Linked DNA regions of Homo sapiens: region 2 is linked to region 1. Evidence: read pairs that join two places in POLR2A ChIA-PET (ENCODE). Cell type or tissue: PC-9. All regions are shown on one strand.

The links. Peaks named below come from ENCODE experiments on the same cell type or tissue, not always from the same donor. Only the 100,000 strongest peaks of a DNase experiment are listed, where the experiment ranks them.
Region 2: POLR2A ChIA-PET joins it to region 1 with 7 read pairs; 2 of 35 experiments call an interaction of 5 or more read pairs at or near these places.

The regions. Positions count from the first base shown.
Region 1 is chr12:46,412,616-46,416,615 of GRCh38, forward strand. All of the region lies in intron 2 of SLC38A4-AS1 (SLC38A4 antisense RNA 1), which reads left to right. Among named protein-coding and RNA genes, the nearest start is that of SLC38A4-AS1, 31 kb to the left of the region's middle. In PC-9, no CTCF peak of the experiment used is centred here; a DNase peak (open chromatin) is centred at 2,176; H3K27ac peaks cover 751 bases.
Region 2 is chr12:46,568,687-46,572,686 of GRCh38, forward strand. All of the region lies in intron 3 of SLC38A4-AS1 (SLC38A4 antisense RNA 1), which reads left to right. Among named protein-coding and RNA genes, the nearest start is that of SLC38A4-AS1, 190 kb to the left of the region's middle. In PC-9, no CTCF peak of the experiment used is centred here; no DNase peak of the experiment used is centred here.

The sequences.
Region 1 (4,000 bases):
GATGCTTTTAGCAATACTTTTATTTAAATCCAACTCAGTTTCTGAATTATCATGACTTTAATAAAGAGTCTGCATTGGGGCGCTTAAGCTTTATGGTAAACGAAGTAACTTTGTATCATAGAGGTTACAGAATTTAAGTGTCAATTGGATGAGTTCCATGTATTTCCATTCTAGAGACATCTCCAAAGAGAAAAGAAGGTACATGAAAAGAAAGAGGAAAAAATAATGAGCAATAATGACTCAAGTTAAGGGGAAACATTTTTTAAAAAGCGAAACACTAATGGCAATTGATAGATTTGATTTTTATTTTAGTGGAAAGTCCATGAGCTTCTTCTTAATCTCAAAGGATAGTACAATTCATTTGGATTGTCTTGTATACACAGTGATGGTCCACTCTGGTCTACTGCCAGCATTTTGTTGCCAACTTCATTCTTGGATGGTGGGGATGATGAACAACGCGGCATTCCACTCCTGTTCCCAGTGTGGTCCATCTGTGGCACTTTCTGTCATTCAGTTTCCAATTTGCTTTAAATAGTTTTATTTACTCTAAACGAGGATGGTGCTATGTTGCCAGTGACAGGCTCTTCACCTCCATCATCACAGAAAATGTTGTCAATATAGAATTAGAGAATAAAAAAACTAACAGGTAGAAGTCAGATAAAGCCAGTGACTTGCACAAATGGCAGCGTGAAAATCTTAACTTTATTAATTTTGAGTGTGCTTTGTATTTCCAGACTTTTGCTAATGTGGTACATAGCTTCTTAAAAGCAAGGCTCATTTTCTCCATACTCAAGGAAGAAGTAACTCTAGTATTTTATTTTAGTGGTTTAGTTTCAGCATTTTAAAAAATCCTTCCATATTATCTGTTACCCAATTTGCTAAAGAATAGCACAATAGGTACTAAAGTTCAGTGAACTGGTCCAAAGTTTCAGTTCACCTCATGTTTATTGACTCTTCTTATTGTGTTCTGACACTGGGGTTATAAAGACGACAAAAGTGTAGTTCCTGACCTCTCTCACCAAGCTCGTAGCTTAACCAAGAGAGACACAAAAAAAGAGACAGTCCAAGTTGAGACATTGTTTATGCTTCATAATAATTTTGGAAGAAACAAATCAAGTGCTAGATTTCCTCTTGGCAAGAAAGAAGGAGATGGAAAGCCACAAGAGTAAGTGGGAGAGGGGAAATTTGGTGGTGGGTGCTGTGTTAGAATTATAGGAGAGTGAAGTTTTATAGGAGAGTGAAGTTTTTTTAGCATTTTTTTTTTGCCTTCAACTTTATATATAGGAAAATTTCAGGCTTACAGGAAAGTTAGAAAAATAGTACAGTGGGTACCCATATGCCCTTTATGTAGCTTCAGCAGTTGTTAACCTTTAGTCACATTCATTTGCACTATCCCTGGGTATACTTTTTTGAACCATAAAAATAAGTTGCAGACATCATGACTTTTCACCCCTCAGTTGTTTAACGGCATCATTACACTTATAAAATAAATAATAATTCCATGATATCATCTAATACAGAATCCAGAGTTTGGATTTCTCTTATTGTTTCAAATATATCTTTTATAGTTTTTTTCCCTCCCTGATTCATGATTTGACCAATATTCTTACATTGTACTTAGTTGTTGTGTCTCTTAGTCTTTTTGGATTTATGTTTTTAGTTTCCTTTGTTTTATGACATGGAATTTTTTGAGTCTATGCTGGTTGTATTGAAGAATGCCCCATATGTTTGATTCATCAGATTATATCTTCATGAATAGATTCAGGTTAAACATTTTTGGCAAGAATCCCACAGATAAATGTTGTAGTACAACAGCTATAAATTTTAAATTTATGGACTTCATGGTTATATGTGTATGTATATGTCTTCTACTGGGGAAAAGGTTGTAGTTCTTACCAAATTTCCAAAGATTCCATAAGACCCCCAAAGGTTAAGAATTAGAGATGGAGTAAGTTGTTATTAGTGGGAGGTAAGTAGGTATTTAGTCTACACTTATATCTTAAATCATTAGATTTTATTTATTTTTAAACACGGCATTTTTACTGGTAGGTTTTTTAAAAAAGTAATTCATATACATGATAAAATTCAAGTAATACAAAAATATTAGAGTGCAAAATGTCTTCTGACTCCAGTTCTCCAGATTCCTTGTTGTTCTTGGCAAAAATAACCTGTATTTCCAGTTTCTTGAATGTACCTCCAGAAAAATCTGTGTATAGCTGGGTATATTTGTGGATATGTGTTCTTTTATTTATTTATTTTACACAAATAGGAGAATTTTACAGTGGAGATGTTCTATAGGTGAATTGACTTATATTATTGTAATGCATATATGTGACAAAACAAAAATAGTATAAAACAAAACAAACCAAAGCAGGAAAGAATCAATGCTGCTGATCCACATGACATTCTACTTGATGACTGAGCAGGAGACAGTCACACCAGCATGTTGCTCCTTTAGCTGGACTCACTCTTAGCATGCACAGCCCTGAGCCTGGGGTGAGGCTAGCTTTTTTTTTTTTTTTTTTAAAGTGTATTTTACTGTGGTAAAAACATTTTTTAATCTTTCTTTCTTTTTTTTTTTTTTTTTAGAGACAGGGTCTTGCTATATTGCCCACACTGGACTCAAACACCTGGGCTCAAGCTATACTCTTGCCTCAACCTCCTGAGTAGCAGGGACTACAGGCATATGCCATTGTGCCTGTAGGTCTCACATTTAATGTGAGATTTGCTCTCTTAACAGATTTTTGAGTATACAATACAATACAATATAGGCACAGTGTTGTACAGCAGATCTCTAGAATTCATTTGTCTTATATAACTGAAGGTTTATACCTATTGAGTAGCACCTCACAATTTCCCCTTTCTCCCAGCCCCCAGAAACCCTTCTGCTCTCTGTTTCCATGAGTTTGACTGGATACTTCATATAAGTGGAATTATACAGTATTTGGCCTTCTGTGTCTGGCTTAATTCACTTAGGATAATGTCCTCCTGGTTCATCCATGTTGTAGCAAATGGTTAGATTTCCTTCATTTTTAAGGCTGGATAGAGGCTAACTTTTAAAGACTGTATTTATCACAAACGTGGTCCCTGTGCGAGCCAGCTTCATCTGGTGTGCAAATGAAGAAATACAAGAGCCTTTTAGTGCCAAAGGAAACACTAGCTCTGTGCAACATTTACTGAGGGAGTGTTCGTAATGCTTCCAAACTGGCATTACCCTGGGGGATCTTTGAGGGACATTAGGATTATATTAAATTTTAGCCTTACACACTGACTCGAGAGCCCCTGGTAAGGTGCATTCCATGGCTCCTTGTTCAGCTCCATGCTTTTTGAAAGTTAACAAGATATCTTGGTTCTTCCACATCAGCACACAGAGATCTACTTTATTTTTTAAAATAACTAAATGGTATTCCATTGCATAAATGTACCAGGATTTGTTCAGAATCTGTCCTCCATTGATGGATATTTAGGGTTTTTTTTTAGACTTTTGCTGCTATAATTATAATGCTACAATGAATGATGTGTCTTTTTATAATACATTTTGGGGATTTTGTATGACCAAGTGACCACAGGAGAACAATTAGAATATTTTTGCTATATTTACTTAAAAATATAAAATTTATTTCCTTTTTTCGTTACTTTTGAATTGAAACTTTTGGTCCTGATTCCTATAATTTCAGCTTTTCAAAATTGAGTTTAAAAAATAATACTAATTAATTACCTTTAAAAAAATCCCACATATTAGCATAATGTCTAAATCCATTCAGTGGCATTAGGACTCCAAAAGACAATTTACCAAATATCTCTACTACTTACTATTTATTCAACAAATATTTCTTGAGTGCGTGCCTCTATGTGCCAGGGATTATATTAAGGATTTTAGTAGATTTTATATTTCCTAGTTTTATTAAAATTGTGCTTAATTTAAGATTAAAAGCTACTTGTTAGTTGTTCATTTATTCCATTTATAATTGCTCATTTATTCCGTTAAGTTAACGAGGTA
Region 2 (4,000 bases), 160 kb after region 1:
ATTACAGGCGTGAGCCACTGTGGTTTTTAAAAAAATCATATATCTCTTTGTTAAATTTGTCATTCAAATCATGAATTATTTTCCTGATTTCATTGATTTGTCTATTTGTATTTTTTTGTATCTTACTGAGTTTCATAAGATTATTAATTTGAACTCATTTTGTGGCATTTTATATATTTACTTATGATTGTGTTCTGTTACTTAAAAATTATTATATTCCTTTGGAGGCATTATGTTTTCTTGCTTTTTTATGTTTGATGTGCTCCTACGTTGATTTTTATGCATCTGGTGGATCAGTTGCCTGTTCCAATTTTATAGAATAGATTTTATAGGGAAAGACTGATTATGAATGGGACTTGGGGTGCTGGTTCGATGGGGTGCATTGGCTTTGGTTTCAGGTGGATGTAGTAGTGTAGTCTCTGTGTAGTTCCTTCAGCCATAATTCACGCCAGTGACATTTGTGACTTTCTCAGTGGCCTAGGCTGAGATTTTGTGGTGATGGTGGTGTGGCTTTGCCATGGTGGGCTAGCTTATTTCTCAAGTCAAAGGAACATGTGTGCACATGGTGGCCAGCTTGAGTTCTGGCCACTAGGATTGGGAATGTTACTCCGGCCAGGGGCACAGGCATGTATTTGCTTCGCTGGCCTGGGGGCGTGTTTGCTGGGGTTGGTCTATAGGCTGTTTCTAAGGCCAGGGGCATATGCACACAGCTTCTTTGCTAGCCTGGGGGGTGTGCCCACCATGGGAAATCTGTGGAGCTGTTTCTCAGGCTCAGGATGTGGGCCACAGAGATGTTCAGCTGGCTTGGGGGAGCATTGCTAGGGGCTGTCTATAAGACTTTACTGAGACCCTGGTTGTTGGTGTGGGGACTTTGGGTATGCCAGGGGCATGTCTGGAAGGTGCCATGAGGCTGGTTCTCAGGCCTTGGATGTGGGTATGCAGCTTTACCACTAGCCTATGGGTATGCTGTCTGCTTGGTGACTCAGGGACCCCTCCTGATTGGGAGAAATGGCAAGCATTAGTTTGGCTGGCTCTAGGGTGGGTTTGCCCTGGGTAGGACTGCCAAACTGTTCCTCCAGCTGGAAGTGCAGATAGCAGGAGTTGCTGTGCAGGGCCAGAGTTGCAGCTGATCCTGGGCCTATGCTCTGCAAAGCTGGGTTTGTGGTGTTCAGCCACCCTTCTGAGCTTGCTGGAATAAAGATGGAGCCCCAGTGATAGAGAAGTGCACTGGCTACTTGATCCCAGAGGCGCGCACGCCTGAGAGGTGGCTCTGATCTCAAGGTGGTATGGTGATATAGCAGTTTGACTCACAGGAAGTGCGTGAAGGGTGGGGAGTGCGCATCTTACCCTCCCAATCCGGAGCAGTGCAGCTTTGTGAATTTCTGGCAGCTCTCCAAACCGGGCTCAGGGCTTGCAAGCACGGTGGGATTCTGTAGTAAGAACTGTAGGTGTCTGCGATGGCAGTGGGGCCTGGTGGGGATCTTCTGCTTACCTTTTCCCCAAAAGGGGAAGTCTCTCCTATCTACAGACTGATCAGATGGGGGTGAGGGAGATGAGGTTGCAGACTTTGCATCCACACTTTCCTCTGTGCTTCCAATTACCACAGCTGTCTCTCTACATCCCCACTGCCCTCCAGCACTCTCCTTTCAACACTCCATTCAAATCTTAGATGTTTTTTCACTGCTTTGGTCCTTTCTTGTTAGGGGAATGAGGGCCAGGTGTCTGTAGCCAGCCATCTTACTTATGTCACTCTAGAAATTTTTTTTTTTAATCTCCTATAATTGTTAGTGATGTTGAGCATCTTTTCATGTGCTTATTGGCCATTTATATATATTGTTTGGAAGAATGTCTATTCATATCCTTTATCCCATTTTTAAAATTTTTATTTGTATTTTAAGTTCTAGGGTACATGTGCAGGATGTGCGGGTTTGTTGCATAGGTAAACATGTGCCATGGTAGTTTGATGGACCTATCAACGCATCACCTAGGTACTAAGCCCAGCATACATTAGCTGTTTTTCCTAAGGCTCTTCCTCCCCCTCACCCCGCTCCTCCGACAGGCCCCAGTGTGTGTCGTTCCCCTCCCTGTGTCTATGTGTTCTCTCTGTTCAGCTCCCACTTATAAGTGAGAACATGTGGTGTTTGGTTTTCTGTTTCTGTGTTACTTTGCTGAGGATAATTATTTGTTTTTCATTGTTGAATTGTAAAGAAAAATTTTAAACCCTAAAGAGTTAAAGTCTGACCATTTACCCAATTGTGATTTTCATTATTTGTAACTAATAATTTTATTCATTTAGAAAACAGCATACGAAGCATTGAATTAAAATGTGATTAAGTAGAATGAATTTCAGGTACATTTTGCACAGATCTAATATTTCTAGCTATCTTTGCCTAGCTAGATGCTTGAGATGATTTTTCCACATAGTGAATCAGTGTGTATCCTTTTTGCCCACATTCACAACTATTTCTGTACTTGGCTAAAAGTTCTAAGAACTATGCTCAGACTCTTGTCTTGCTTACAAAAATGCTAGATAAATATATGCAAATGACAGTGTGTTTTCCACTTTCAGGATATATTTGGCATTAAACTCGGGACAAAAGAAGACACAAACTTTATCTTGTGGTTTGGGTCCTCCAATCCTCATAAAAGTGTGGTTTCACCTGTTACCTCATAAAGGTGCCATTGCTGTATGCACATCTGAATCTGTTTACAATTTGAGAATAGAGGTGAGAAAGAATGATTTTCTATTTTGTGACATTCGTATGGTCAAAATTTTTATGAAATCTCGCCATGAAATTTCCCTTTTCTGAAAATATAACATGAGAAACTTTTTTAAAAGAGTAAAAAACTATTTAATTACACTCGTGTGCTCCAAAACAAACCTGCACTCAATTGTTTGTAATTGGCTTAGCAGACTGATTTAGGGGCAGTAAATTTTAATAGATTTCGATGATATTCAGCTATTTCTACATTAACGAAGGGAACTATATTATTTAAAAACGCCCCAGAGTATAAAGTATTGTTTATAGAAGCATTCAGTAAAATGTTGCATTGTAAATGACCTAAAATTGTTTTCATATGTTACCATTTATTTATCCCCAGGCAGATTGTAAGCAACTCAAAGGAGCTGTTTTTAATCCCCTTTTATTGCATAATATCATGGTCCATGTACAGTGCTAGCTAAATAAGTGTTGCTGACTGATTGATCTGGGACTTGAAACTTTTAAATTTGCTATTCAAAAGTTGTTTTACACTTTGGGTGGAAGAAAAAGAGGCTTTAAGACTTACAATGTTTTGGTTAGACAACCAGTTTTAATACATTCTGAAGAATTCAAATGTGGGTAAGTGGACTCATGTGCTGTATATTCCAAGCATTCAGAAATGTTCTTTGGCTGTACCCTATTCAATTTCATTTACCATTCAGTTTTTTTTTATTATTATACTTTAAGTTTTAGGGTACCATTCAGTTAATGAAGTCAATATTTATCAGCCTGTGGTAGACAACTCTTTTTTTAAATCCACTTGCTTCTTATGTATGACCCTTTGAGGCTTTCCAAACAGCATCTTCAATTTTGTCTGTCATGGCACTTGTTTAGAACTAGAAAAATCTTTGGTATAAGCTTGGGAGAGGACTTCTCTCATGTCTTGCAAATTGAAGAGCCCCAGCTTTTTCTAGACCAACAAAGTGAAATATGTATTTCTAAACCTTGAGAAATACACTTTACAATACCACTTGAAATGTGGTTAACCTGAAATAAGGTATGCTATACATGCAAAAGACAGTGGATTTTGAGGAGTTAGTACCAAAATAATTAGAATATAAAATACTTGAATAATTTTAAAATATTGATTCCATGTTGAAATTATAATATTTTGGATATATCAGGTTAAATAAAATGTTATTAATTTAATTTCCCATTTCTTTTTTTCTATATTTCACAATAAAACAGAAATTTTAAAAAGACATATGTGGCTCACATTAAAATTTTACTGGATAGTA